Regions from separate parts of the Homo sapiens genome. Here region 1 is linked to region 2. The links are chromatin loops, found by intact Hi-C in ENCODE. Cell type or tissue: right lobe of liver. All regions are shown on one strand. Links, peaks and the distances in the headings refer to the core of each region. The heading gives the core; the rest is flanking DNA.

Region 1 (16,282 bases), core at 4,455-12,454, 100 kb before region 2:
GATATCAGGGATCCAATCGTCATCACTCTGTATGGGAGCTGGTGATATAGGAGGCATCATAGTTGCAATGAGATCAGAGTCCTGAAAGTCAGAAAAGGTAACTGTTACACCTGGCTTGGCTAGGGAAGGGATGGGTGTTGGCCCTTCTGTCTTCTCTTGTGTCTGTGCAGAAGGTGTAGTACTGTCTTCAGAAGAGCTTGCCAAATGCTCTGTTTTCCAACCATTGTGCTTTCCATTCTTTTTGCCTTTATTTTTATGTTTTCCGTGGCCATGACCATGCTTATGCTTATGTCCATGGTCAAGGACATGGCCCCCTTGGTGTTCAAGATCATCATCAAGTTTGAACTTATGTCCATGACCAAGACCATGCTGTTGTTCGTGTCCATGGCCAAGGCCATGTCCTCTTTGGTGCCCATGCCCTTGGTCACGTTCATGTTTATGGCCATGGCCAAGATTATGTTTTCTTTGTTTTTCATGGCCCCAGTCATGTCTACGAGTATGCCCTTGTTCTTTTCCTGAATCCCGCTCTTCATCTTGTGCAGGTGCCATGGAAGTGTGGGGTGGACTTACAGTTGTTTCTTCTTTTATTTCCCCTATTCGTGATGATCGGAAAGGTGAAAAACCTGGAGGCCTTTTCATCAGTGAGATCTAAACAGAAAATATTAAGATGAATGTATTACTGCAAAAATCATGCTATTGATGATAGAAAAAAACACTGAGATCTGGCAATGTTATCTTAGTTTACAATGGGGGAGGTGTTTGCCAGATTTTAAATGCTATATTAACATTCCAGAAAGGATGAATAATTTTTTTTGTCTTTTGATTGATCTTAAAATTTGTGGACATTAATTATTGTTGTTAATAATACCATAAAATAGCCAGGCATGGTGGCTCACACCTGTAATCTCAGCACTTTGGGAGACCAAGGCGAGCAGATCACTTGAGGTCAGGAGTTTGAGACCAGCCTGGCCAACATGCTGAAACCCCATCTCTACTAAAAATACAAAAATTAGCTGGGCATGGTGGCACATGCCTGTAATCCCAGCTACTCAGGAGGCTGAGGCAGGAGAATTGCTTGAACCCAGGACGTGGAGGTTGCAGTGAGCTGAGATGGCGCCACTGCACTCCAGCCTAGGCGACAGTGACTCTGTCAAAAAAAACAAAAAACAAACAACAACAACAACAAAAAAAAAACAAAAAAACCCAGCCAAACAACAACAAAAAAAACTGTAAAATAAGCTGGAGTGTTTTTGCTTCATCTGGATGGTTGAACTAGCTAATCTCTAGGGTAGCTTCTGAGCCTATGTTTTTACTGAGCACAGTATTTAATTATTGATACTACTGTTATTACCACCATCACTGCTTTTATCCTAAAAGGCCCTAAGTGGCTTTATGAACTGAATATATAGGGAGCATGTATCCATGATCACTTTGTTGTGCTGAAGCACATTAGGACATATTCGCAAGCTTGAAATGCAACCTGAGGACAATGTTTGTGTTACACCATCTACATACCTACACATGACAAAAGACCAAATCAGAAAAGAGGGAAAAGAGGTAACCTGCTTCAAATATGTCGATCTGTGGATTAATTCTACCTACACTTTTGCTACCTGTGAGAATGTGTTAATTGGAAGCAGTGTCTGGTGATGCAAAGAACATGGTCATTGGAGTCCGGCCAGACCCTACTGGTAATCAGCATCGTGATGGAAAGGGTAGACTCTGAATTGACCAAGATTTGAATCCAAGTGCCATCAGCTTCACTTTTCCTTTCTGTAAAATAGAAATAATAACAGCACCTGCCTCACAGAGTTATAAGGAGGACTCGAAAATGTGGGTGAAACCTTCAGTATAGTGCCTGGGACAGAGGAAGCATTTGATAATGTCATTATTCACTCAGGACCTCAGAGTCTTTCTAATTTTTAGTGTCTCATCCTTGACAATAGGGAAAGTGTTACTACCTCCCAGAGTTCTTTTAAGACTTAAAAAAGAAAGATGACATCAACGAATGCTTTTCAAACTTGATTCATGCATATGAATCCCCTGGGGATCTGGTTAAAATTCGGTAGCTGTGAAGTGGGGTTTGCGAGTCTGAATTTTTCTTTTCTTTTTTTTTTTTTGAGACAAAGTTTCGCTCTTTGTTGCCCAGGCTGGAGTGCAGTGGCAGGATCTCGGCTCACTGCAACCTCCACCTCCTGGGTTCAAGGGATTCTCCTGCCTCAGCCCCCTGAGTAGCTGGGATTACAGGCGCCACCACACCCAGCTAATTGTTGTATTTTCAGTAGAGACAGGGTTTCACCATGTTGGCCAGGCTAGTCTCAAACTCCTGACCTCAGGTGATCTGCCTGCTTCAGCCTCCCAAAGTGCTGGGATAACAGGCGTGAGCCACCGCGCCCAGCCATGCATTTTTCACATGGTCCTTGCATGTCAGCAGAATGCAGTGGAGTGCTGTATCTGGCCTCAGGTACACCTGGCATAGCCAATGTTGCTCCCCCACAGCAGGACTGCAGTGCACTAGGAGAGAGTCTATAGAAGCTTCACTGAGACACTGACAATGTGTGAGAAGTGATCAGGAGGATTGTTACTCTTCTTTCTAGCCATTAAACAGAGATCAGCACAGAAGTGTGAGAGTTACTCCCCATTTAAAAAAGATAGCTCCCCAATTCATTTCAGTAATGGTTCATTTTCAGCCCCCAAATATGGATTTTCAGAATGAGCAGAACTGACCCCACGCTGACTGTAATTAGAATCATACCATTCCCAGTGGTTGACAGTTGACAGTAGGGTAAATTTTTTTCTCCCAGGGTACCACATAAACTTCAGCGTTGCAATCTAGGCTTTGCTATCCATGAAAACAGAAGTCGAAAGAGAGACAGTGTTATTCACGAGACATTTAAACAAATGATTCTAAAAACATCAAATAGGCTTCCAGTGAAAAAGTAGACAGGTGCATGACTACTCACGCCAAGTTTTTTGGTCTCACAGCTTTCGGTCAACTCTTCATTACTTTCCTTGGAACATGTGGTTTCCCTGGCCACGAAGTCAATAAAATATTTCTTGCCAGCCACCACCTGAAAAATTAATTAGTACAAAGTAAACGCTTAAAAATATTTGCATAATAAATCATTTATCTTTAAGAAATGTTAAGGGAGAATCTTGAAATTTTAATTGACCAACTTAGAGAGTTACATACAAAAAAGTACACGTTTGGCATTAAAGCTTGGCATGCATATTTAAAATATTTGGCTATCGGTTGGTCCCATTTCCTTTTCTAAGTGGGGGAAGAAATAAGCAAGCTATAATTTTCTTTATTTTTTTTTTTTGAGATGGAGTTTCGCTCTTGTTGCCCAGGCTGGAGTGCAGTGGCACGATCTCGGCTCACCACAACCTCCGCCTCCTGGATTCAAGCAATTCTCCTGCCTCAGCCTCCTGAGTAGCTGGGATTACAGTTGCCCACCTCCACGCCTGGCTAATTTTATATTTTTAGTAGAGATGGGGTTTCTCCATGTTGGTCAGGCTGGTCTCGAACTCCCGACCTCAGGTGATCCACCTGCCTCGGCCTCCCAAAGTGCTGGGATTACAGGCATGAGCCACCATGCCTGGCCTATAATTTTTATTTATTTATGTATTTATTTGAGTTTTATTGTCCAACAGCTGTTAAATTCACTAGTAATTCAAGGGCTCAAGTTGTAATATCTAATAATCTAACAGGAATAGGAAGAAAAACTTAAAATGTTTTTAAATATGCCTTATTGTCCTGCCAAATCTTGAATTGGTGAAATACTGAGTTAGTACTACTATAGAAATTATGTGGATTAAATTTTGTAATTAGAAAAATTATTTGGGGTTTTTATTGTTCTCTTACTATTTTTAATATTAAGAAATTATTTTAGGCTGGGCGTGGTGGTTCATGCCTGCAATTCCAGCACTTTGGGAGGCTGAGGCGGGTGGATCACTTAAGGCCAGCTGTTCAAGACCAATCTGACCAACGTGGTGAAACCCCACCTCTACTAAAAATATAAAAATTAGATGGGCTTTGTGATGCACACCTGTAATTTGACAGCTATTTGACAGGCTGAGGCAGGGGAGTTACCTGAACCCAGGAGGCGGAGGTTGCAGTGAGCTGAGGTCATGCCACTGCACTCCAGCCTGGGTGACAGAGTGAGACTCTGTCTCAAAAAGAAAAAAAAATTATTTTAATCTCTAGCAACAGTTTTAATCACTACTCAACACTATCTTCCATTAAATATTTTGTGGCCCAATTTCTCAACCAAATTATTTAGTATTAAATCATAGTATTTAAATGTGTTGGCCGGGAATAGTGGCTCCTGCCTGTAATTCCAGCACTTTGGGGGCCTGAGGCGGGCAGATCACCTGAGGTCAGGGGTTCGAGACCGTCCTGGCTAACATATAATGAATCCCTGTCTCTATTAAAAATACTAAAAATTAGCCGGACATGGTTGCAAGCATCTCTAATCCCGGCTACTTGGGAGGCTGAGGCAGGAGAATCGCTTGAACCTGGGTGGCAGAGGTTACAGTGAGCCAAGATCACGCCACTACACTCAAGCCTGGGTGACAGAGTGAGACTCTGTTTCGGGAAACAAAACAAAACAAAAACAAACAAACAAAAAACAACTAAACAAATAAATAAATATTCACCAAAACCCAGGATGAGGAAGGCCTTTCTTAGGTGAAAAGCAGAGGAAAGAAATCTGAAGGAAGGGGAAAATACTAAAACTTGACTAGAGAAAAATGAAAACTGCTTCTGAAAAATCACAATAAGCAAAGTAGAAAGGCAAGCTGGGAAAACTATGATATAGAATCAATGTCTGTATGAATATAAAGCCCAACACTAAAAATGGACAAAAGCCATGAGCAGGTATTTCAGAGAAGTTAAAACGGTCATTAAGCCTAAAAAAAAGTTTAACTTCATTAATAAACAAAAACATGCACATTAAAAAAGCAATGAGACATCATTGTTAGCCTTCCATGCAGGCAAAGATGAAAACAAAAATTGATGATACGTGGCATTGGCCAGGCATAGGAATCAAGCAGCCTCAGTCACTGCTGGTAGGAAGAGAATTCAAATTAAGATCCTCAACTGGTGTCTTTTTTCTTTTATTTTTTGAGACGGAGTCTCACTCTGTCACCCAGGCTGGAGTGCAGTGACACACACTGCAACCTCCGCCTCCTAAATTCAAGTGATTCTCCTGCCTCAGCGCCCCCAAGTAGCTGAGATTACGGGCAAGTGTCACCACACCTGGCTAATTTTTGTGTTTTTTGTAGAGATGAGGTTTCACCATGTTGGCTGGGCTGGTCCCAAACTCCTGACCTCAGGTGATCCGCCCGCCTCGGCCCCCCAAAGTGCTGGGATTACAGGCATGAGCTACCACGCCTGGCCTCAACTGGTGTCTTATACCCAGGTGATGTGAATGTAAATTGGCATCATTGCAAATATTTGGTGATTCTGGCAATTTGCATCAAGTCTTATATATCTACATATTATTTGACATTCCTAGGACTTTGTCAAAGGAAAAATTTCTGCATGTGCACACACAGATCTTGGAAGTTTATTCATCTCAGCAGAGGCAGACAGGAGCATCAACAGCCTTGGGGACAGCAGCAGTGGTGGTAGGGCAAAATAAAACTTATATGAAACTGTAATCACTAATGTGTGAAAATGGAAGATTCAGGAAGTGTTTCATATCTGAAATATGAACCCAACGTGGAATCAACATGCATCCAAACAGGACTAAATGTGCAAACCCAAGGCAAGATTAAAACTATAAATATTTAGCAATTTGGCAAATTGGTCATTTTGGAGACTAGCTTTTAGCAAATTCATCATATGTTTAATTGATTTCCAGTAAATTGGCTGCTTCCATCAAGGCTGCCTTGGGTGACTATGTCCAAGCAACCAAATTGCTCTCTTTAAATGCAAAAATTAGTAAAGATTTATCTCTCTAAAGTAAGTTTGAAATTCTTGCAATATTCAGATTGACTTGGCAGCTATCTGATGGGTTACCTCTTTGTGTCCCCCTGACATCCTTAATGTAGACACATATGCATACTAGAATGTTGATTCATTAATCCACAGAGAAAACTGTAACTACTAAGAAGACTAGATATTCATGCTTGAGAATGAGTGGTTCTGTTTTTGATGGCAAACCTCTGACATACAATACATGGTGGCCTATTCCTACAACATTCAGAATAAAGAATAAGGGAGCTGGGTGCATTGGTGTGCGCCTGTAATCCCAGCTACTTGGGAGGTTGAGATGGGCACATTGCTTGCTCCCAGGAGTTCGAGTCCAGCCTGGGCATCATAGTGAGACCCCCATCTCTCTCTCTTTTTGTTTGCTCTGTTGCCCAAAGGGTCTTGTTCTATCACCTAGGCTAGAGTGCAGTGGCACGATCACAGCTCACTGCAGTCTCGACCTCCCAGTCTCAAGCAATCCTCCTACTTCAGCTTCCCAAAGTAGTTGGGACTACAAGCACATACCACCATACCCAGCTAATTTTTTAATTCTTTTTTTTTTTTATTATTTTTTGAGATGGAGTTTCACTCTTGTCACCCAGGCTGGAGTGCAATGGCATGATCTTTGCTCACTGCAACCTCCGCCTCCCGAGTTTAAGTGATTCTCCTGCCTCAGCCTCCCGAGTAGCTGGGATTATAGGCACCCACCACCACACCCAGCTGATTTTTGTATTTTTAGTAGAGATGGTTTTTCACCATGTTGGTCAGGCTGGTCTCGAACTCCTGACCTCAGGTGATCCACCTGCCTCGGCCTCCCAAAGTGCTGGGATTACAGGCATGAGCCACCACGCCTGGCCTTTAATTCTTTTTTTGTAGAGACAGGGTCTTGCTATGTTGCTCCAGCTGGTCTCGCTCCTGGGCTCAAGTGATCCTCCTGTCTCTGCCTCCCAAAGTACTGGGATCACAGGCATGAGCTACCATGTCTGGCCCGCGTCTCTCTTAAAAAACAACAACGAAAAAAGAATAAAATAATTTCACAAGAAAGCAGAAATATAAAGTGAGAAGTTAAAGCTGAAAAAAGCATGAATAGCATAGATTGGCGTCCCTTTCAAGTAAACCTAACGTGGTCATATGGCAATGAAATCAGAGAGAGAGGGTGGTTGTGTCTGGGATAGAAACAAGTGCTCAAGTAGCAGAGAGATCAAAGTATCAGTTTTGATTTACTTTAATCTAGTTTGTTTACTTTTTTTCAGTTACAAAAGTAATACAGAAAATTAGAAAGATTAAAGTAGTGTTATTCCATCACCTAAAAATCACCACTATGACTATGAGGCATTCGTTTTTTTGTTTGTTTCCAGGTGGAGTCTGACTCTGTCGCCCAGGCTGAAGTGCAGTGGCACAATCTCGGCTCACTGCAACCTCCGCCTCCCGGGTCCAAGCCATTCTTGTGCCTTAGCCTCCTGAGTAGCTGGGATTGAAGGTGTGCACCACTACACCCTGCTAATTTTGGAATTTTTATTAGGTTGGTGCAAAAGTAATTGTGATTTTGCCATTACTTTGGCAAAAACCACAACTACTTTTGCACCAACCTAATATTATAGATGGGGTTTCACCATGTTGCCCAGGCTGGTCTCAAACTCCTGACCTCAAGCAATCCACCCACTTCGGCCTCCCAAAGTGCTGGGATTACAGGCGTGAGCCACTTTTTTTTCCCACATTATTTTCTGTACTTTAAAATAACACAACTGATAACATCATGTATATTCAATTTTATGCCTCCTTTTTTTCACTGAATATTATAACACAAGACATTCCCCATATCAAGAGCTCCGCACAAAGATGCTTTTAAGTTGCTGCTTAACACTCTATTCTGAGGATATGCCAGACATGATCTAATCATTCTCATATTAATCATTTTGACAGTTTACTATTTTTGCTGTTATACTTAAAACTGCAGTGAATATCATTGTATATAAAGACTCCTACTTTAGATTCCTAGAAATTCAATTCTGAGCCAAAAGTATGAACTTTTTAGTGAGAATTTTTTCACCAGATTATGAGGATTATGTTGGCTTGCTGTAACAATTTGGCTCTATTTTGATTATTTTTATTTAGCTTGTATTTAGGGAAGCCAATTTTTAGTCTCTAAAATAGGGGTCTGTCCATAATGACATCAGTCAGAGACTATTGGAGTTGCTAGACATGTAGGCTCTTCTCTTTTTTTGAGAAGGAGTTTTGCTCTTGTTGCCCAGGCTGGAGTGCAATGACACGGTCTCGGCTCATTGCAACCTCCGCCTCCCGGGTTCAAGTGATTCTCCTGCCTCAGCCTTCCGAGTAGCTGGGATTACAGGCATGTACCACCATACCTGGCTAGTTTTGTATTTTTAGTAGAGATGAGGTTTCTCTATGTTGGTCAGGCTGGTCTCGAACTCCTGACCTCAGGTGATCTGCCTGCCTCAGCCTCCCAAAGTGCTGGGATTATAGGCATGAGGCACTCTGCCCGGCAAAATGTAGGCTCTTCTAATACAGTCACTCATTTTACAGACGGGGCCACAAAGGCTTAGAACGTTTGAATGACCACCCAGAGTGATCTGGGATGTGAGCGGCAGATGCTATGGTGGAACTGAGTCTCCTGACTCCCAGAAGACACTCCTGTCAGTCTTCTATTGATAGGGCATGAAAGGAGAGATGAATCCCCAGAGGGTACATTTGCAGGAGAGCGGGATCCCAGGCAGAGAGAACAGTAGGTGAAAGACATGGAGGCAAGAAAGCGTGGAGCCTTGGCAATGATGGATTGACTGATATGGCTGAGCCCAAGACATTATGTGATGTTATAATGAGAGATGAGTCCAGAAAGACATAGCGTAAGTCTTCCTGGCCCTAGCCCTGAATTTTATTAATTATATCATGGTTGCTATTGTATTTATTTATTTATTTATTTATTTATTTAGACAGAGTCTCGCTCTGTTGCCAGGCTGGAGTGCAGTGGCGCAATCTCGGCTCACTGCAACCTCTGCCTCCCAGGTTCAAGCGATTCTCCTGCCTCAGCCTCTGGAGTAGCTGGGACTACAGGTGTGCACCACCACACCCGGCTAATTTTTGTATTTTTAGTAGAGACAGGGTTTCACCATGTTGGCCAGGATGGTCTTGATCTCTTGACCTTGTGATCCACCCGCCTTGGCCTCCCAAAGTGCTGGTATTGCAGGTGTGAGCCACCGCGCCCAGCTGCTATTGTATTTATATAGCATTTTAGAGTTTGAAAAAGTGATTTGACATATATTAACTTATTTGATCCTCACCTCAGTCCTTTACATATAGAAAACAGAGAGAATGTTGTAAAATACTTGTCCGGGATGAAGCATACAGGGAGATTGGCACTTAATTTACCAAATCTAATGCACCAAATCACATTATCAAATGTATGGTTTCCCAATCCAGAGCCAAGATCAGTGGCAAAATTAGTCAGCAATTTGCACATAGACTATAGTGTTACTGCTTTTGTAGTATAGTTTACACACCTGTACTCTTGCTTTTTTCACATTGTCAATCTTGAAATAGAAAGTTGCGTTATTCTCTGCATTAAGCTTTGTGATGGTGTGAGTCAGTGTCTCCTCCAGCTCTGGGCTGTTGGTGGGTATATCTCTGGGGCAGCCCACGCAAATCTTGGTAGGTGGTTGTACAAAATCCTTCCCTGAAAGGATCAGGTTTTAAGTCAACATGTACACTGAAGTAGCAGCCTGGCCTAGCATCCCTCCTGCACAAGAACCAGCATCCACATGTATAAGGGGCTACATGGGAGCCCAGGCCCAGTAGTGAGTGGGGGAAGGTTGTCTGTCTGACTTTCACTTCCTGCCTCTCTTCTTTTCTCCTCCTCAGAGCACAGTGTACTTAGGGAAACATTTTCAATAGGAAAGTGCGAGTAACTCCAACAAAACGCTACACTTTTCCTGAATTTTTGCATTTTTGATGGAAACTGTAAAAAGCAATGCTTAATTTAAAGGAGTGACTCTCATGAGAAAAGTTTAAGTGCTATGGTTCTGATGAACAGGCAGCTTCAGACTACTCATGGAACGCATACAAACGTTTTCCAACTATGAGAAAAGCACACCCTTGTTATAAGAAACACTGACCTGACCACAAACTCACACTATCTCCATTTCTTCCCATTATAACATGCAGGAAAAAACCACCTTAATTGAAAGGGTTTTGTTCTGAGTGCTTAGAAATAAAATACAGGTCTCTTCAACTTACAACATCTGACTTAAGGACAACTTACAGAGAAGAGAGACCAGATGGCATTGTACCCAAAGGCCAACTTTGCCCAGGGGTCATACATTTCCCTTCTGTCTTCATAAACCATTCTGACAAGAACAGTCTGAGCTGCAGCACAACTGGGCAGCGAAGGGGTACAGTGTTCTCATCAAGGGGTGCATCTGTGTCTGCAGGTTACACAGACTTTGGAGTATATCACGGGAACCAAAACCCAACTTATAGGAAAAGACTCAGCCAGTTGTCTGGGACCACTATTCCTCTATTGCGGTGCCAACATGTGTTATTCCTTACCTGGATAAATGTCACAGTTCTGTGAGAAGGAAGCAATTCGTAGCTGAATATCGATGTATGCATTATCTGTACATTCACCGGTATCCTGGTTTTTAAAAAGCATATAAGTGCTCAGTTAAAAACATTTTTTAGAGTCTTAAAAGTAAACAACTAGTAAAATTGAAGAATAGGACGTGTACTTTCCAAATCATTGCATAGAAAAAAAAGAAAGAAGCAAAACATAGTCTTACTGCAAAAGAGATACTAAGGTAATAGTATCAATAGCATCAACAAATACATGCATATACATGAGCACATGGAAAGCAGGAAGATCTAGTACAGAAATAACAGCCATGTAAGTAAAAAGGTAAATTTCTAAAAAAATAAGGTAAGACTTTCACACTGTTAAAACACCAAATCAATGTATTACAGTTTCAAGAATCATCTTATGATAAAAACAATGTATAAAGCTTAAAAATAACAGATGAACAAAGCTACGTGAGACAAATATAAACGTAGCAGGAACTACAGTATTAGTAATATTGGACAAAGTAAAATTCACGAGAACAAAACACTCATTCCTAAAGGTAGTAAAAATGATCATTTTATTTTTCAAAAGCATAGACCAGAAGGCATGGAATCAAAATACCTAAAGTAGAAAAAATTACACGTGAATAGAAATGGATAGAAATAATATGGTGGGAAAATTTAGTATGCAATTACAAATCTAAGACAGGGCAAGTGAATAAAAAATAAACAAGAACATAGAAGATTTGAATAACATATTAAAGATTTATTTAAATGGTATTTTCATATGCTACATATGATTTTAAATGATACTTTCATAAGTATCATACTAATTTGTATGTATTTGTGTGTGTGTATATATATATGTGTATATATATATGTGTATATATATATGTGTGTGTGTGTGTATATATATATATATATATATATATATATATATTTTTTTTTTTTTTTTTTTTTTTTTTTTTGTGATGGAGTCTCTCTTTGTCGCCAAGGCTGGAGTGCAGTGGCGCAATCTCAGCTCACTGCAACCTCTGCCTCCTGGATTCAAGTGATTCTCCTGCCTCAGCCTCCCAAGTGTCTGGGATTACAGGCGTCTGCCACCACACCCGGCTAATTTTTTTGTATTTTTAGTAGAGATGAGGTTTTGCCATGTTGGCCAGGCTGATCTCGAACTCCTGATCTCAAGTGATCCACCCACCAAAATGCTGGGATTACAGGCATGAGCTACCGTGCCCGGCCAGTATCATACAAATATTTTTAATTGTTTTTACACCAGGTCACAAAAAGATCCAATACATTTTACAAAGCAGAAACAATACAGGGTATGTTCTTTCACCTCAGCACCAAAAAGAAAAAATAATCTCTAAAAATTCATAACATGTTTAAACAAACAAAAACAATATACTTGGAAATATAAACATGCTTGCCAATAAAGTTAGGGTCTTTCTTGGATAAGGAAAAAAAAAACAAAATAACAAAAATGAGAATTCCATATAATGTTATTAGAACAGCATTCTAAGTTAATTTTTGACTCGACATGATTTCATAATTTAAAAACAGAGGGAGAAAAACAAATAGAACAAACAAATAGAACAAACAAATAGAAAGACCTATGCCTAGGTCTCCAGAAGTGAGGGGAAAAAAGAATAATAAACAAACATAGCCAGGTGCTGTGTGATAAGTCACTTTGGGAGGCTGAGGCAGGCGGATCACCTGAGGTTGGGAGTTCGAGACCAGCCTGACCAACATGGAGAAACCTCATCTCTACTAAAAATACAAAACTAGCCGGCCGTGGTGGCACATGCCTGTAATCCCAGCTACTCGGGAAGCTGAGGCAGGAGAATCACTTGAACCCGGGAGGCGGAGGTTGCAGTGAGCCAAGATCGCGCTATTGCACTCCAGCCTGGGCAACAAGACCAAAACTCAGTCTCAAAAAAAAAAAGAAAAGCCTACATTACATTTCTAGCAACTCCAATAGTCTCTGACTGAATTTGCCTATTCTAGGTGTTTTATATAAGTGGAATCATACAATATTTTTTGTGTGTGTCTGGCTTATTTCACTTAACATAATATTTTCAAGCTTCATCCACATTGTAGCATGTATCAGAATTTCATTCTTTTTAAAGGGTGAACAGTGTTTCATTGTGTATATATAATAGCACATTTTGTTTATCCATTCACCTATTGATAGACACTTGGGTTGTTTTGACTTTCTGGCTATTATGAATTTTGCTGCTATAGAAATTCATGTATAAACACGTGTTTGAATATGCATTTCCAGTTCTTTTGGGCATATACCTAAGAGTGCAACTTCTGGGTCACATAGTAATTCTATAGTTAAGTTTTTCAGAAATTGCCAAATTATTTTCTATAATGGCTGCAGCATTTTACAGTCCTACCAGCAATGTACAAAAGTTCTAATTTCTCCATGCCCTTTCTAATACTTGTTATTTTATGAACAAAAAGAGGTTCTTTATATATTCTGCATGTTAAACTCTTATCAGATACATGATTTGCAAATATTTTCTCTCATTCTGTGGGTTGTATTTTTACTCTCTTGATAGTGTCCTTTTTACTTTTTTCTCCAATTATAAAATAAATGCATGCTCAATTAGAAAACTCGGGAAATATCAAAAACTTCCAAAAAATATAAAGAATCAGAAAAAGCGGCCGGATGCAGTGGCTTACACCTGTAATACCAGCACTTTGGAAGGCCAAGGTGGGTGGATCACCTGAGATCAAGAATTCGAAAACAGCCTGGCCAACGTGGCAAAACCCCCATCTGTACCCAAAATACAAAAATTAGCCTGGCGTTGCAGCGGGCGCCTGTAATCCCAGCTACTCAGGGAGGCTGAGGCATGAGAATTGCTTAAACCTGGGAGGCAGAGGTTGCAGTGAGCCGAGATCGCACCACTGCACTCCAGCCAAGGTGACAGAGCAAGACCTCTTCTCAAAAAAGAAAAAGCACCCACAATTCCAACTGAAAGTTAACTACATTCTATATTTTGTCATAATTTGTTTTCCATCACTTTTTGTATTTACATTTATTTTACATATTTAAATAAATCCGTATGTATAGTTTTGTATCCCACTTTTTTTGTTTTTTACTTAACATTGTAACCGTTTTACTATGTCACTAAAAACTAAAAATTTTTGATAGCTGTATCATATTCTACTGTATGGATATACTGTAATTTACTTAACCATTCTGTAATGTTGCATAAACTATTTGTTTACAATATTTTTCTATTAAAAAACAACTGACATTAACATCTTATGGTCTGGATTTCCCATATAAATGAATTAGAAGCAGAATTACTAGATCAAAGGACTTGCAGCATTTCCTTGGCTAAAGCACAGTCTTCTGCTCAAATGCAAACATCCCTGGGCACATATCATGTCTTCGCCATCTTAACATTCGCTAGCTACTACTACCTTGAGATATACCATTTTAATATAATTTTGGTTCAGATAACAAGATACGATGCTAAGAAGGACCACTAAGGGCTAGAGACTCAGGGTCTGTTTATTAAAGATAAAGGTAGGGAAGGGAAGATGAGAAAACAAACAGAGAAAAGTTTGACATGAAGAATAACCCTGGGTAGAGCAAGGGAACACCATATGGGCATTGAGCACCTGGGGAAGAAAAGGAAATGGGAAAGTGTGGAGACATAACAAAGATACAGTTGACCGTTCAAGCATTTTATCTATTCGTAGTCCCTGGTTATGCTCTGTAAATACTTATTGCTGGCCAGGCACGGTGGCTCATGCCTGTAATACCAGCACTTTAGGAGGCCAAGGTGGGCGGATCACCTGAGGTCAGGAGTTCGAGACCACTCTGGCTAACACGGTAAAACCCTGTCTCTACTATAAATACAAAAATTAGCCATGCGTGGTGGTTGGCGCCTGTAGTCCTAGCTACTTGGGAGGCTGAGGCAGGAGAATAGCTTGAACATGCGAGGTGGAGGCTGCAGTGAGATGAGATCACACCACTGTGCTCCAGCCTGGGGAACAGATTGAGATCCTGTCTCAAAAAATAAATAAAATAAAATAAAGTTATAAAAAAATACTTATTGCTAGCTGTGCAGATTCTTTGGCCAGTTAGGTAAGGCAGCTTGACCAGTGACGTGAGCTTTAGTCTTCCCAAGTAAATGTGAATATGAATTGCTGAATGTCATCTAAACTTTTCGTGACAGTCTTCCCACCCAGCTTGATAGTTACCACAAAATGTAAACAAAATGCTAAGAACTTTATCATTAAATTTTTGCCTACTTACACCATTCCAAAGGGACTTGCAGTCTGGAGTTAAGAACAGAAAATTCTCTTTGGAACAATTCGTTTGCACAATTGAGTAGGTAATTCGAAAGTTCAATCCAGCCACCACCTGAAACAATTTCAGATTGAATATTTAAAGGGCAGTTTAAACATTATTCGCTGTGGGATATGAATGTTATGAGGAGTTTAGAAAACAGTGTGGCAATATAATAAGTGCCCAAGAAATATAAAATATTATTATTACTAGGCAAAAAAATGCTGAATAAACATTGAGCACCTTAAGAGTCTCATATCTCTCACACAAACACACACACACACACACACATACACCGCTAGCCATCTGAAAATGACAAGCAATATATATATTTTTCTATTTTTCAGCCAGTTTTGGAACATGGATTTCCTTAAGTGAATCCTAACAATATTTCCTCTGCCAGGCTGCAGAGAGAAATGTTTACTGAATTTCATAAAATAATAATGCCCTTCTAGACGGATAAAGAAAACTTTAGAGGGGAGTGGTCTTTACTGTTGGGTCCTCAGGCTCCCAGGTTACCAAGTAGTAAGATTTCTTCTACTTTATTCTGGGCCTCTCCCACCCTGATAGCACTATACGGACATAATTGAGTAAAGCATGCTCGCATGAAAGCAAGTTGTAAGGTTTATTAAATGCAGAGAATGTTACTAACCAAAGGGAATCACTCATAATAAGAGGCTGAAATACAAGAGACCCAGTCAACTATCAGAAAAGTCTGGGAGGGGCGGGCGTGGTGGCTCATGCCTGTAATCCCAGCACTTTGGGAGGCCGAGACGGGAGGAACACCTGAGGTCAGGAATTTAAGACCAGCCTGGCCGACATGGGGAAACCTTGTCTCTACCAAAAATACAAAAATTAGCCGGGCGTGGTGGTGGGTGCCTGTAATCCCAGTTACTTGGGATACTGAGGCAGGAGATCTCTTAAACTTGGGAGGTGGAAGTTGCAGTGAACCAAGATGGCACCACTGCACTCCAGCCTCCAGCCTGGGCAACAGAACAAGACTCTTCCTCAAAAAACAAAAAAAAAAAAAAAAAAAAGAAGAAAAGTCTGGGTGTACTGAATCATTAAGAAGATTTGTAGCTGAGTGCAGTGGCTCAGGCCTGTAATCCCAGCACTTTGCGAGGCCGAGGTGGGAGGATGACTTGAGGTTGGGAGTTTGAGACCACCCGCTTGGCCACCATGGTGAAACCTCGTCTCTACTAAAAATACAAAAATTAGCAAGACATGGTGATGAGCGCCTGTAATCCCAGTTCCTTGGGAGGCTGAGGCAGGAGAATTGCTTGAACCTGGGAGGCAGAGGTTGCAGTGAGCCAAGATCGCGCCACTGCTCCAGCCTAGGCAACAGAGCGAGACTGTCAAAAAAAAAAAATTACGGATATATACTTTTTTTTTTCTGATGATATGGGAACTGTAACTTAGTGGGT
Region 2 (16,282 bases), core at 3,055-11,054:
GCTGGCTTGTAAGGCTCTTTAAGGCAGACTTGAGCGGTTTTGTTACAACTGGAAGGGCTAACCAAGTTCACCTTGAATTCTGAACTTGGATTTTCCTAAGTCAGTACTTTGGATAGCATTTCCCAATGATTCTAACCTTAGACCCTTGAGCAACCTCATATCCACCTGTACATACAAATGAATTTAAGTTTCCCAACTGTTTCCTGAGAAATCATAACATTTGTTCAAGGCTCTTATGATTAGATTCTGATTTGCAGGTCCCCTCCTGAATAGGAATATGGAGGACTGTCCCATTCTCCCCCTCTCCCCTAACACCTTTGCTGTGGAGGTCTCCTTGGCCACTCTAATAGTTATCTTATGTCCCAGTGGTGCTTGGTGAATTCAGACTTCCTGGCTGACACTCTGTGTGCAAAGCCCTTGTTAGATCAGGGAGGTAGTTGAACCCCACAGTCATCTGCCAGAAGCACAGTTGAGATTCCTTAAGCACTTTGGCCATCTGGGTGGAAAATGTTCTACTTATCATCATTTAAGTTATTTTTAAACAATGACTTTACTTAAGGGGAAAAAGTCAAAGAGATATAAAAAGTTCTCACATTGTATTTCAAGCCTATTCTTCCTTTTATGCATATGTATGGAAGCAAGCTCATTAAGAGACTAAAGCCCCATACTCTTGCTAAAAGAAAGATACTGAAGGGCAGGTGGGTGGCAACACATTGGTTGGGACTCTTGCCTTCTTTTTTTTTTTTTTTTTTTAGCTTCTATTTGTGATTCAGAAAGGTTCTACTTATTGGGACCATACAAAAGACAATTATCTTTTAAAAACTGTATTTCAACAAAAAACACATATCAGCAGTAGTTTGTCATGAGAGAAAAGAGACAAAATGGGAAAGAAGCCTCTAGAAGAGGTTATCATGAAGGGCATTCTATAAAGCCCTAGTCCATGAGGTGAGTAACCACCCCCTAACTCTCTCCCTACTCCTAGCCCTTCTCTTCCTTCCTGTCCCTGTCCAAGGATTCTGCATTCAAATAAGTTTAGGAACTGCTGAATCCTTCTGTGTGCTTGCTGGTACACAGTGGTGGCTATTGTGTAATGCTGAGAGGATTATCCTATCCTGATGAGGGCTCCACCCTCATGAATGGAATATGCCATTATCTTGAAAGTGAGTTCCTGATAAAAGGATGTGTTTGGTCCCCTTCTCTCTTCCTTTCACCTGTGTGATGCCTTCCACCATGTTATGATGTAGCATGAAGGCTCTCAGCAGGTATAGCCCCTCGATCTTAGACTTCCCAGCCCCCCAAACCATGAGCCAAAGTAATTTCTGTTCATTATAAATTCCCTGGTCTCTGATATTCTGTTATAACTACATAAAACTAACTGAGGCACAGCCCTAATTAATTTCTGGAGAGAAATAGTTTTTGAGGATTGATTGAAAAACCCAAATCTAAAGATCCCAGCTCTGTGGATGTGGGCTGTAGGCATTGTTTTCAAATAGGAACGATACTAGCAAAATGGGTACAGAAACCAGACATTCAGATTCTGGGGCACAACAAAGGTTTAGCTTCAGCCAGTGAGGAGACAAACATTCATTGAGCTTGAGCAACGTACAGAAAGAGGTTGAGAAGGATCTGGGGCCTGAGGATGCAGAACAAAGAGGAGGAGAATGGTCTGGGACCTGAGGAATATATTAGACTTATATAGGTGAAGGCCATGAGTGCAACTAAAATAAAAGGCAGGACTCAAACAGATAAAAAGATCCAATAACATGGAAATCGTGCACCACCACTTATGCACCTGGGTTTCAACCCAGTCTCAAACAACCTGAGCTGGCCTTCTCCTAGGCTGTGGAGTATGGGAGCCCTGGGAGAGGAAGCAGGGGAAGAGTCCAGCCTTTGGTGTCAGGCAGTCTTGGGTTTAAATTCCACCTCTTCCACTGCACGGTAAGAGGGCCTGTGACACTGGGTGTGCCACACAGCATTTTGTTTCCTTATTCATAAAACAATGGCACTCCCAGCATATGTATACATGCACAGTTGCACCTGCCTGTAGAAAGAGAATAGAGTTCCTCTTTCCCTAGAAGCCCAACCCAGGTACACTTGTGTTTGGTTCCCATCACATATGGGAACAACTTTAGTATCAGCATGGAAGTTAAATTTCTGCTCAGGAGTGAAGAACAAGGCTGTGGAGATAGATCAATCTAGGTTTTGTTGAATCCAGTGTGTCTAATAGAAATACAATGCAAGTTACATATTTAATTTTAAAATTTCTGGTATCTGCATTCGAAAAGTAAAAAGAAACAGATGATATTAATTTTAACAATATTTTGCTTAACCTGTCAATCCAAAATATTATAATTTCAATATGTGATTAACATAAAAATTATGAAAGGCACAGTTTACATTCTTTGTTTCACACTATGGCATACCCCAATTTGGAGTAGCCACAGTTAAGACGCTCAAGAGTTGCATGTGGGTACCTTATCAGACAGCCCAGGTCTAGCTCTTGGGAGCCTCAGGCTCCTCCCATGTAAAAGGAAGGTAGCAGGATTCTCCATCTCCTGAGGTTGCAATATGGACTTATCACAGGGGAAGTATGCAAAGGTGCTTAGCACAGCCCTGGTGCACAGGACGTCCAGAGACAATGTCCAAGGACAGCTGTCAGTGCTGTGACTGTACCCTGTGGTCCTCACTTTGTCTCCCACGGTGCAGATTCTTATGTGACTCTGCCAGTGGCCTTTTTCTGGTTACACTTGAATGGATGCATCGCCAGGTGAACCAGGTTGGGAGAAACAAGGCTGATTTTCCCTGAGTGAGGAGGGAGAGGCAGGGGGCTCCCTGGCCTGCCCACCTCCTGACACAGGTGTGATCCAGGGCAGTGACTTAGGATTATTGATTTGAGAACAGGGAGAGATCAGACAGGTGAGACATTGTTGGCTGCAGAGCTGAGAGAGACACAGCACACGTGATTAGGCATCTGGGGAATTAGAAATCTAGGTACCAAGTCTTGGCCTAAGGGGACAGGATGTGTACTTAGCAAAACTGGACGGCAGCCATGGCTCCAAAATACCAGGTGGGAGCTGCCTGGTACATGATGGTCTCTACAGCTAGTTGCTGTGTTTCTCTCTCTCTTCCCTTTCCTCCCTTTATCTTTTCTTCCTTCCACAAACACTGAATGAACATCTCCTCCAACCACTGCCAAAGCCCGGCACTATATATGAAACTGATATTTCTCAGTGTGTGCCCAGCCCTGTGCTAAACACTCTGTGTTCCTTCTCTCATGTAAGCCCATGACCAACCGAGGCCTGTAGGTGCCACTATTATTCCCATTGTACAGATAAGGAGGCTGAGGAACAGAAAGGTTACATTGCCTGCCTGAGGTCTTACAGCCAGGGTTTGCATCCAACCTATGTGGCTTCAGAGAAGAAGGCATGGTTCTTGCCCTCAAGGAGTGGATGCTAGGAACGCACCAAGGGGAGAAACTAGTTCTACTGGGGAAGTCAAGACAGGCTTCCTAGAGGGGGTAACATTCACTCTGGAGCTTGAAGGAAGAACAGAGTATGCCTGAGGCACAAGGCAGGGAGCGTATTTAACAGAGCGTTCACTTTTCCTGCAGGAGCTGTAAAGGCGAAAACTGTAAATCACGTCGTTTACTTTCTATGTCCTTGCAACTTTCGCAGCTGTCTCCTCTGTCATTGGGATAGTATTTGCTGCTCCCAAACCACCTGCTAGCCTCAGGGCTACCTTGTGGCAGTTTCTCCTTGACTCCTTCCTGAAGTATCCTATGTTTGGAATCTCCCTCTTCCTCTTACTTTTATCAGCCATATTTAGACAATGTGTGGAAAAAAATCAAAATGTTTAGAGAACACTTTTCGGAATCAAAAATATTCTTAGGGCAAATCTGCCTTATAGCATCAAAAGTGGGATTTCCTCCACAAATCCCTATGGCGGTATGGCTAAGAGCACAGGGGTTCAAATCCCAGCTCCGCCACTCATCAGGTCTGTCCAAGGATGTGTTTCTCACATTCTCTGAGGCTACAGCTAATCCACAGGATGGACGTGAAGACCAGGGGAGATTTTATACACTAAGTGCCTGGCATGCAGTTTGCCCTTAGTACCTCACCAAAGAAATTCTAAAAGATAAGAAGGGGGCAGGTAGGATCTTCAAGCCATATCTCATACTCACAGTTGTGCTGGTTTATGAAAAGATGTCAAGGATGCTGTAGGCGCAGTCCTCTCAGGGAAGCAGCTCCCGAGCCAGGGCCTCAGCTTTGCCAGTCACACCTTCAGGGTTCCTGAGGACCCAGAGTTGTTCAGGCCTGGGGGTGAGTATACTGACCCTATGCATAGGCAACTGATACATAAGCCAGCAGCCGGTTTGTTAATTTGTACTGGAGACTGATGCCTCTCCTAGTGGCTCTCCAGCAGGGCTGGACAAATGCTGACAAGTTCTTCCTCTCTGATTGTCCTTTTATATCTGGCGAACAGATTGCATTGTCACTTCAGAACACCTGGTAACAATACAGGTGGTTAGCTGGATTCCAGTGCCAGGCATACACCCTAAATCCTGAATTGAAGGCAGGGTGATAGGCAGAAGGCTAAGCTTTAATTAGGTACAGTCTTTTTTCGCAGGAGCTGCCCTACACTTTGCACAGACCTGGGCTCTTCCCAGATTACCTCATCAACATCTTTACAAGCCAACTCAGAGAGTGCAGCAACCCTGTAGATGGACTGCTTCACCCAGTGCTGCTGGTTCTTATGGCTGTCACTCCCAATGGGTAGTTTTATTGCCAAATTCCATCATAAGCAGTACTACCCATACCCTGACCAAAGAAGGAAAGGGGAATTAACACGACCACCTGCCTACTGAATGCCAGGCGCTGTGCTAAATGTGAGGTACGTACATTTCATCCCATGAGGCTTTGTTGGGAGGTATAGGCTTTTGTTGCTTATGATAGAATGCCAATTGCTAAACATAGAAGAGATGATAGTTAGAAAAATCACCATTCTGCAATCATCATTGTAGTAACAAATCCAGGCAAGAATCATCAATATATGTTAAAACTAGGGAGTAAATATTTGAAATGGGAGAGGTTATCTACATAGTCTCTGAGTATCTCCCCACAGATTACTTAATAACTGTAAAGGGAGAAATTATAATTATATACCAAAGGAACCTGGAAGACATCACCTTAACCAAATAATCAAAATCAACATCACCAATAACAAGCCAGACAGATACCATGTGTTTCCTGATGCGATGCACTGAGAAGGACACAACATCACTTTTATGGTATTCCAGAGGGGACAGGTAACCTACGCTAATTATGAGGAAAGACAAGACAAACCCAATTGAAGGGCATTCTGCAAGACAACTAGCTTGTACTCTTCCAAAATGTCAATTCATGAGAGATAAAGGCTGGAGAAATGTTCTAGATTGAAGGAGACTAAAGAGACTACATAACTAAATGAACATGTGATCAGTTTGATTCTGGATTGGCTCTTGAGATAAGAAGTTAAAATTCCTCTAAAGAACATCATGGGGTAGTTGGCAGATTTTGTATATGGAATGCAAATTATGTAATAATGTATACATGTTAACTTCTGTGAATTTGATAGCTATATGGTGATTATGTAAGAGAAAGTTAGACCCTGAGATACTTAGGGATAAAGAGAAAAGTGCATGATATCTGCAACTCATCAAAGAATCATAAAGTGTTAGAGGTTGAAGAGTCCCTAGGGAGTCAGTAGGCCAAACCCTACTTTCTTGAAATGATGTAACCAAAATCCTGAGAAATTGAATTACCTGCCTAAGACCACACATCCAGCCAGGAGTTGAGCCCAAGACTCTCTGGCCAGGTGTTTACAGTGAGTGCATGATATTGGTTGCTGTTGTTTATCATGGGTCAATACTCAGACAAATACATTGTTATCCATTAACTACAAGCCAATATACACCCCCGTGGCTTCGACCCAGCTTCTGCTAACGCAAAGGTCCCTGACCTCTGGTGGGCTTACATCAGAGGACAATGACCCTGGGAACTGATTTATTTTCACCCTTCTCAGTGCTGACCATGGCCTCAGAGGTGGGTGCTCTCAGGAGAGCCCTCTGCTGTGTGCTGTAGTGGAAAGGGCTGGAGCTTATAGTTGGGTAGATCCGCTAGATGAGATCTGTTACTAGCCGTGTGACTTCAGGCACAACTACCATTTATTTTCTCTGGCACTCAGTTTTCTCATCAGTAAAAATGGAGACAACATGCATATTTATGGGACTAAATGAGATCATGTATGTGATATATGCCCATCCAACAGTAAGTCTTCGTAATTGGTCATTGTTTTCTTCTTTCTTTTGGTCCAAAAGTATTTATGACTATGAATGGAGCTGGGTGGAGGGCTTAGAGAACTCAATACAAGTTATTTAAACTTTTTTTCTCATTAGAAGAATATTACCAAAGTGATATGCACCTTACAGAAAATTAAAAAGCAAATAAAAAGACAAAAATATCTGACCATACTGTTAATAGTTGATGGATGTCCTTCCAGACTTTCCTGTATGCATATGTCACATGCATTTTTATACAAAAATACTGTAGTAGTATACTTACTATATAGTAACTTGCTTTTAAAATCCAACAATAGATCCTGACCATCTTGACATATAAAATAACCCACTTCTGCAGTTTAATTTTTAATTATTGCACAATAGTCTGTTGACAGGTGAGTCAGTTCTTCAAGCCAACTGTCTTTGATAGACAGGTAGATTGTTTCCAATTCTCTGCTATTATAAACAATGTTGCAATTAACATTCTTGTGAGTAGATCTTTGTTCATATCCTTAATAATTTGCTTAGTACAAATGCCTCAAATGGAATCACTGGGTCAAGGGCAATAATTAATGATAAAGCTTCTGATATAATTTGCCATATTAGGCCTGGTACAATGGTTCATGCCGGTGCTTTGGGAGCCCAAGGTGGGTGGGTCACTTGAGGCCAGGAGTTTAAGACCAGCCTGGGCACCACAGCAATACCTCATTTCTATAAAAAATGTTTTAAAAATTAGCTGAGCTTGACGGCATGTATCTATGGTCCCAGCTACTCAGAGGCTGAGGTGGTAGGATCACTTGAGCCCAGGAGTTTGAGCACTTAGTGAGCTATCATTGTGCCACTGCACTCCAGCCTGGGTGACAGGGCAAGACCGTGTCTCAAAAAAAAAATTAAGTAATAATTATAATAATTTGCCATATTGCTCTCCAGAAATATTATAACAATAGCCTTCACACCAGCAGTGGATAAAGCATTAGGAAATGATCTTCATTTGAATGTTCCAAGCACAGTAAACAAAAACTTATCTTGAAAGAGTAGAGAGGCCAGGAGAGGTGGCTTACGCCTGTAATCCCAGCACTTTGGGAGGCCAAGGTGGGCAGATCATGAGGTCAGGAGTTTGAGACTAGTCTGGCCAATATGGTGAAACCACATCCCTACTAAAAATACAAAAATTAGCCGTGTGTGGTGGCGCGTGCCTATAGTCCCAGCTACTTGGTAGGCGGAGGCAGGAGAATAGCTTGAACCTGCAAGGCGGAGATTGCAGTGAACCAAGATCATGCCACTGCCTTCCAGCCTGGGCAACAGAGTGGGAGTCCATCTCAAAAATAACATAAAATAAAATAAAATAAAATAAATTAAAAAAAGGCAGAGAGAGGCTGTGAAGCTTGACTTTCTGGGCTCCTCCATGGACTGGTGGATCAGGAGTTTAGGGGGTAAGAAGAAAGTTCCTTCATTCAAGTAATGTCGTAAGTTCTTCTCCAGTGAGTGAAGTAACTGCTCTGTGATAGGCACTATGCTAGTTGTTGGGGATAAAAAATTAAAAAGCTAGCTGGCACAGTGGCTCATGCTTGTAATCCCAGCAATTTGTGGGGCTGAGTTGGGAGGATTGTTTTAACCCAGGAGTTCTAGGTCAGCCTGGGCAAAATAGCAAGACCCCATCTCTTAAAAAATTTTTAAAAATTGGCCAGGCATGATGGCATGCACCTGTAGACCCAGCTACTCGGGAGGCTGAGGCAGGAGTATCACTTGAGCACAGGATGTCAAAGCTGCAGTGGGCCGTGATTGTGCCACTGCACTCCAGCCTGGTGACAGAGCGAGACCTTGTCTCAAAAAGATAATAAATAAATAAATGAATAAATAAGTGCCTAGTTTTCAATCCTCTGCATTGTAACAATTGAAGAATCCTTTGCTCGAGTGTAAGATAACAGACACCACAGGGCTGCCAAGGACTGGTCAGTGACAACAGGGAGGACAGCCTCCCTGATGAGAACATGGCAACACTCTTTGATATGAAATCTCGCATGATATTTGAGATATCTGGCTTGTAATGTAAAATTTGTGACAATTATTGCCTTCTATATGTTTTAGCAGGTAACAACATAATTGTTCAAGTGTTCTTTTTTCTGGAGTTAAGATAGTTAATTTTGAGTAAACCAGGCCCCAAATATTATGGGTAAATTTTTTTCTACTGTAATTCTTTATAGCTTGATATTATGTGTGTGTGCACGTGTGTGTGTGTGTGTGTGTGTGTGTGTGTGTGTGTGTGTGAGAGAGAGAGCTAGAAAGTGGAAGGGAAGAGGTGAGAAGAGGCATGGCGAGGGAATGACAAGATTAAGCGTGGAATAGTAGTGAGGCAAAAGCCTGAGAGTCTTCTGTGCTGTAATGATTTGCATAGCATACTAAAAGTACTGGGGAATCACTGAAGGTTTTAAGAACTAGATTCTCAGAAAGATCATTCCAGGTAGCAGCGATGAAAGGCCCCAGCTTCTTCAGGATACCCTTATCACCAAGGCCATAGGCAACAAAAACAGATGTGGGTGACGGTCCATCCTTGTAGGGTCTCAGCTCATGCTTGTGGGTTCCAATCTGCTGTCAATTCCCCCTACGTCATATCCATCTTCTCTTTCTGAACACCTGCCCTGCGGACTTCAGGCTCCAGCATCAGATACAGAGACAGGCTTACAGGGACTGTTTATCCAGCCCCCACAATTGCATAAGCCCTGTGGACTTCAGGCTCCAGCATCAGATACAGAGACAGCCTTACAGGGACTGTTTATCCAGCCCCCACAATTGCATAAGCCAGTTCCCTATAATACCTCCCTGGTTATGCTAAACCTGGTTGAACCCTGAGTGGTACAGTTGTGAATGAGAAAATCCTGTCAGAGGAGACACTGCTGAAAAGATGGAAGTGACAGTGGGAACAGAGAGGAAGGACTGGATCCGAGATATAATGAGGATGTAGGAAATCAAGACCTGGTGACTCATAAAATATGGCAGCAAGAAAGGGTGAGGGATCAAGAATGACTCCAGAGTTTTCAGGTTATTTGACCGAGTCAAAGAGTTGAGCTACCATTACAGGAATAGAGCAGATTTGGAAGGGGGAGGGGATGGGGACCTGAGTTTGAGGCTGTTAAATTTGAAGAATCTGAGCGATCTCTAAGTGGAGACTCATAATATGTGTTGGGTATACGGACTCAAGGTTTAAAGGGGATGAGCAAGATCATCATTAGCCAGAGGTGGAGGCTAAAATCTTGGGAGAGGGTGAGCTCATTCTGGGAGGGCAGGTAAGGCAATGAGATGAGAATGAGGTGGAGCTCTGAGAAAACTAATATTTAAGGAGGAAGCAGAGGAAGAGGAGCTAAAAGAAAAAGAGTCTGAGATTGAAAGGCTGCAGAGAAGAAAGACAGGCTCCATAGACCAGGAAGGATTGCATTCAAAAAGGAAAGGCGTGGTCAGAGGGTCAGATGCCATGGAGAGCTTGAATAAAAAAGGGCTAAACATGTATCCATTTGATCCAGAAGTTCCCCCGTGATCTTTGTTGGTAGCAGTTTCAGAGGAGTGGTGGGGATAGAAGCCAGATTACTGTGAAAAAAAAAATGAATAGGAGTTCAGGAAGTGGAGACAAGCAAGTATAGACCATTGTTCATAAAATCTTGTTTATAAATAGAAGGAAAACAAACATTAAAGAGAAGAATACAAGGTTGAGGAAAGACCTTTAAAAAAATAAATAGAAGGCCAGGAGCAGTGGTTCACACCTGTAATCCCAGCAGTCTGGGAGGCCAAGGCAGGCAGATCATTTGAGGTCAGGAGTTGAAGACCAGCCTGGCCAACATGGCTAAACCCCATCTCTACTAAAAATACAAAAAACCCCACAAAAATTAGCTGGGTGTGCTGGTGCACACCTGTAATCCAAGCTACTTGGGAGGCTGAGACAGGAGAATCGCTTGAACCCAGGAGACAGAGGTTGCAGTGAGCTGAGATGGCACCACTGCACTCCAGCCTGGGCGACAGAGTGAGACTCTGTCTCAAAATAAAAAATAAGCTGGGTGTGGTGGTTCACGCCTGTAATCCTAGCATTTTGGGAGGCTGAGGTGGGTGGATTCGCTGAGCTCAGGAGTTGGAGACCAGCCTGGGCAACATGGTGAAACCCCATTTCTACTAAAATACAAAAAACTAGCTGGGCGTGGTGGTGCATGCCTGTAATTCCAGCTACTAGGGAGGCTAAGGCAGGAGAATTGCTTGAACCAGGGAGGTAGAGGCTGCAGTGAGCCGAGATCACACCATTGCACTCCAGCCTGGGCGACAGAGCAAGACTCTCAAAAAATAAAATAAAATAAATTTTTTTGAGATGGAGTCTAGACAGAATAAACTGAAGTTACAAGAGTGGATAAGATTATCAATGGGAGCATATAAAGTGAGAAAAATAAAGGTGAAAATCTCAGGAACCCTAATATTTTAGAGGTAACTGGAAGAGATGGAGGCAGAAAGAGTTCCAAGTAGGAGGTAGGCAATAACATCAAACATTGGCGAGAGACCAAATAGCATAAGAAGGAAAAACAAATTACTGGGTCAAAGGTTTTGACAATAAGAAGGTCAACAATGACCTTTGCCAGAATAATCTTACTACACTGGTGTGTATATGAACCAAGGTATAATGGATTGAGATGTGATGAAGAGATGATAAGTTATCTCTTAATAACTGAGACAGTTATACGTTGGTATTTTGAGGGGAGAGAAATGATAAGGCCAAGTGATAGCAAAGGTTCAGTGAGATGGGCACACTCAGGTTTTGGAAGTGTAGATTGGCAAAATCTGTTTGTAAAGCACTTTGACAATACATGTCAAGAGTCGTAAGATATTCATATTATTTTGGAATATTAGTTATATTTCTGAGACTCTACCTTGGAAAGTATTCACACATATAGGAAAGCTTTTATGCATAATAATATTTATTGATATGCCATTTACAAGCACGAAAAAGTGTCCATCTAAATGTCCAACAACAGGAGAATGGTTAAGTAAACTTCCATTTAGGTAACAGTGAAAAGGAGGCTTAACACGACTAACTTCATTTTTCTCCCAATCTCCCTGCAACTCCATCCAAAATGATATCTTTTAGGTTAACTGCTTTTGCTTATCTCTGCACACAGGCCAACCTAACTATGGGAGGCATTTAGTTGGCAGTTTAACTTTTTTTTTTTTTTCTTTTTTGAGACTGAATTTCGCTCTTGTCGCCCTGGCTGGAGTACAATGGCATGATCTCGGTTCACTGCAACCTCCGCCTCCTGGGTTCAAGCGATTCTCCTGCCTCAGCCTCCTAAGTAGCTGGGATTACAGGCACCTGCCACCACCCCTGGCTAATTTTTGTGTTTTCAGTAGAGACAGGGTTTCACCATGTTGGCCAGGCTGGCATCAAACTCCCGGCCTCAAGTGATCCACCTGCCTTGACTTCCCAAAGTGCTGGGATTACAGGTGTGAACCACCACACCCAGCCTACAGTTTAACATTAAAGCAAGGATGATAATAGTCTCTTCCCAAAACTAACTCCCAAGGAGAAAAGAAGGGGGTACACACAAGTAACGATGTCATGTTAAAGATTTATAAGAGCACTGTGACCTGGCCAAGGACAAGGAAGTTTCACCTCCTCAGAGCCTTGCTGCCGCCCAGGTGCCTGTCATTGGTTATTTCTTTACCTCAACCGCCTCCCTATTCTCCCTTACTCTAACATAAAAGGAGCCTGAAATGCATATTAACTTAAGATGGCTTTTTAGGACATGAGTCTGCCCATCTTCTCAGTTTGCTGAGAAGACTAAAGAAAGAATAAATATTGCTGTAAGAATAAAGTTGCTTTCCTTGCCCCAGTGCCTTGTCTCTTGACTTACTGGCTGTTGTGCAGCAAGTGGTACCAGCTTGAATTTGGCTACATTTGATGAATACCAATTAGCCATCACAAATGATGTTTATGATGTTTAGTGACATAGAAAATGTTTAAGTTGTAATGTTAACTTGCAAAGCAGGACAGCAATGGAAACTACACTGCCGTGACACAACGCTGTGTTTTATAAAGCACCCCTGCACAGTGGTGCAGGTGGGAGGCGGAAGGAAGGTAACGCAATATAGGAAAATGTTAATGGTGTTTGTATTTGAGATATGGGATTGTGGGAGGCATTTATTTTCATTCCTTCAACTTCTCAGTGTTTTCCATAATTTTTTTTAGTAAACGTCGCATTTAGAAATTTTTAGAAATCAATTTTTTTGGCTTTTGTTTTTTATTTTATTTTATTTTTTTAGAAATACAGATTTATTTATTTATTTTTTATCCCTCCCCCCTCCCCCCACCCCACAACAGTCCCCGGTGTGTGATGTTCCCCTTCCTGTGTCCATGTGTTCTCATTGTTCAACTCCCACCTATGAGTGAGAACATGCGGTGTTTGGTTTTTTGTCCTTGCGATAGTTTGCTGAGAATGGTGGTTTCCAGCTTCATCCATGTCCCTACAAAGGACATGAACTCATCATTTTTTATGGCTGCATAGTATTCCACGGTGTATATGTTGGGTATATACCCAAAGGATTATAAATCATGCTGCTATAAAGACACATGCACACGTATGTTTATTGCGGCACTATTCACAATAGCAAAGACTTGGAACCAACCCAAATGTCCAACAATGATAGACTGGATTAAGAAAATGTGGCACATATACACCATGGAATAAATGTTTTTTAAAAGGAGGATTGGTAGTAAAACAAAGGGGGAAATAGGGAAATGGCTTGAGAGGAACGTAGAATCAGAGGAGAGTGATCATTTAGCATGGGTGTCATCTGAGAGTGTGGTCAGTGGAAAGGGTGACGCTGGTGTAGGTGGAAGGGATGCTGGGAAGGGTGAAGTGGTCAGGGAAGGTGAGGGTGGGAGGAGTAGCCAACGTAACAGAGGAGAAAGATACTTCCTCTGAGCCAGAGAGAAGGAGGTGAGAGTGGGTGACTTCAGAGATGTATTGGAGGGAATTTTTACCTAATAGCTTTTATTTTCTTTGGAAGCTGGGAGATTCATCTGTTGAGGGTTGAGATGTGGAGGTGTGATTAGGATTTGAGAGGGGAAAATATGTAGCTGAGTCATTGTGGGGAGTGGGAAATGAAGCCATGAAGAGACAAGAATAATGGTGGGGCTCTGAGGGGATCCTGCCTGAGGATGGAGCACAACCTTTGTCAGGGCATCAAAAGCCACGCTCCGGAGAGCCCTTCAGTGAGAACCGCAGGATGGGAACAGGAACAGAGAGAAAGTCCAGCTGGAGTTGGGCCCCGATAAGGCATGTGGTCTGGAGGACAGAAGGTTAAGATCCACAGAGGGTGCTTACATGAATATCTTTGAAATGACCCATGTGGGGTTGGGTCCAGAAGACAAGGAAGTGAAGCCAGGAAGTGTCTGACACCTTGAACAATACATAGGACAGAGGGATTGATGCTCTCAGTGAAGCTGATCAGGCGTGAATCAAAGGTGAACAAAAGGTGGCTGAGGGCAGAGTGAGGGGGACACAAGGTCTGCCATCCAGGAAGAGGACCACTTATCCATGAGGGTGTGACTGAGGGAACCAGGGGGTGGCAGAAACGCTGTGGAGGTAGAGAAGGCAAGATGGAAGGAGATGCAGATGTTGGATGGGTGGGCCATCAGCAGGGTCGTTGAAGGTGGCTGAGGCAGGGGAGGAGAGAGTTAAAATGGACCAGACAAGCTGCCACATGTATATCAAAAAACGCAAAACAGATCAGAAAGACCTCTGTACCATAAAATAGGTCCAGAAAAAGCTGACGTTTTCCTAGTTGGGGCTCAGGGGAAGACTTCTGAAAAAGAGGATATTTGAGGTGGGTGCAGAAGTAGCATTTAGACTTATGGTGTTGGGAAATGGGGCAAGAGGCAGTACACACAGAGAGTAATATGCGGTCACAGAGGGACAGGAAATCCCAGGTTTGTTCGAGTAAGATCTAGTAGCTGATCTTACCTGGTTAGAGCATAGTATTTAAAGGAAATAGGATGGAGAAGGGGAGGGAACAGATTTTGTAAAGCCTTGTTGAGTCCTTCCTCCAGGCAGTGTACCAAGAGGTAGTGAAGTGAAAAAGAAAGTCAGGAGTAGGTGCTATGGAGAGTGCAATAGAGGATGAGATGGAGATGATAAAAACATTATTGCCCAATCCAGTTATAGCCATGGCTTGTCTCAGTGGAGACCCAAGGAAACATAGCTATATGTGGGCTATGGATGAGATGGGATTCCAGAACGGGGCTGGCAGCTATCCAGTTCGGAAAAGTCCTCCCATCCTCCAGAGATTGCCATTGCTTCCTGTATTGAGGGCCTGAGAGTTCATTCATCCCATGGCCTGGTCTTGACCTGAATCATCAAACTACGATCAAGGCAGGCTGCTGCCTACTCATTCCGGACCCTAGCTCCTGAAAGCTTGATATGCCTCAAACAGAACTCTTTTTGTTGTCTGTCCTTTCTCAGCAGTATCATCTCTTTTCGCTTTCTGCTTCCTCTTCCTCGACTTGCTGTACCATCAGATATGCCTCCTTTGCCCAAATCCTTCCACCGTGCCTTCTGAAATTTCCATTCCATAGTGGATAAAAGACTACCTGCCCTACTAATTGAGTCATTTTCTGTGCTCAACTTGAGTCTCACTTTTGCTCAAGCACAACTTCTCCATAACAACTCTGGAATGGATGCTTATTTTTAGTAACATTGGTATCCTCCCCATTTTCCAATGTTACTTCCAGGATATTAGTCCTCTGTGCTCGCATAAAACCCTTTTTCTCGGCCGGGTGTTGTGGCTCACACCAGTAATCCTAGCACTTTGGGAGGCCGAGGTGGGCAGATCACCTGAGGTCGGGAGTTCGAGACCAGCCCAACCAACGTGGAGAAACCCGTCTCTACTAAAAATACAAAATTAGCTGGGCATGGTGGTGCATGCCTGTAATCCCAGCTACTTGGGAGGAGGCAGGAGAATCGCTTGAACCTGGGAGGCAGAGGTTGCGGTGAGCCGAGATCGCACCATTGCACTCCAGCTTGGGCAGCAAGAGCGAAAACAACAAAAACAAAAACAAAACAAAACAAAAGAACGCTTTTTCTTTGAGGACCATGCCACCTAGCTTGCAGACACTTTCCTCTTCCTGTTCCTGCCATCTTCTGACTTACTGGCCTCTCTGTATTGCTAACATCTTTGTCTCCTGGCTTATACTCCTGCCCTCCACCTTCACCTTGTCGTTATTCACATGGATTCATCTTCTGTACAGACAACACCCTTACTTCTTTCTCGCTTGACCAGCTTGATACCAGAGACCAGCATCTAACTCCATGTGAAACTGATCTACTCTTTGACTGCCATTTTTCCCCCCAACTCGATTTCTCCTTATTTCCACTGTTCTAGGCCACCCTGGCAAACTATAGCCAAAGGCCAAATTCAGCTCACTGCTAATTTTGTAATAAAAGTTTTATTGGAATACAGCCATGCCTATTCATTTATATATTGGCTATAGTTGCTTTCTTCCTAAAATAGCAGAGTTGCATTGAAATAGAGACCACATGGTCCATAACACCAAAGATATTTACTATCTGGTCCTTCACTAAAACGTTTTCTAACCCCTATTCTGGACAAACAAAATAAAAATATCTTTCTACGAAAGTAAAACTTGAGCATTATAGAAAGTTTAGGAAATAAGACAAAGCATTAATACAACAAAGAAAAGCAGCTCCCCATTATTCCATAATTCAGATATAACCACTGTTAGTATTTTAGTTTTTCTTCCTGTTACTTGGTAATTTTTTATGTCTGTATGTGTATATTAATATGTCTACATATATAAATTAATTTTAGAAATTCAGGATTATACCACTTTATAACCCACTTTTTTCATTTCAAAATATATTATCAATGTTTTTCTATATGAATTGTTACTTTTTAATAACATTTAATTGTTACTTT

The links. Peaks named below come from ENCODE experiments on the same cell type or tissue, not always from the same donor. Only the 100,000 strongest peaks of a DNase experiment are listed, where the experiment ranks them.
Region 1: a loop joins it to region 2, with 2.7 times the contacts of the local background. A loop is called at or near these places in 3 of 110 quality-filtered maps.

The regions. Positions count from the first base shown.
Region 1 is chr3:186,725,888-186,742,169 of GRCh38, reverse strand. KNG1 (kininogen 1) reads right to left here. Exons shown (of 10, transcript NM_001102416.3): 5 at 14,826-14,933; 6 at 10,541-10,625; 7 at 9,496-9,668; 8 at 2,964-3,071; 9 at 2,756-2,842; 10 at 1-648. Among named protein-coding and RNA genes, the nearest start is that of KNG1, 17 kb to the right of the region's middle. In right lobe of liver, for the core only: no CTCF peak of the experiment used is centred there; a DNase peak (open chromatin) is centred at 8,989.
Region 2 is chr3:186,624,127-186,640,408 of GRCh38, reverse strand. FETUB (fetuin B) reads right to left here and starts at 10. Exons shown (of 7, transcript NM_014375.3): 1 at 1-10. In right lobe of liver, for the core only: a CTCF peak has its summit at 6,109 (motif pointing left); DNase peaks (open chromatin) are centred at 6,008 and 9,031; H3K4me3 peaks cover 478 bases; H3K27ac peaks cover 1,342 bases.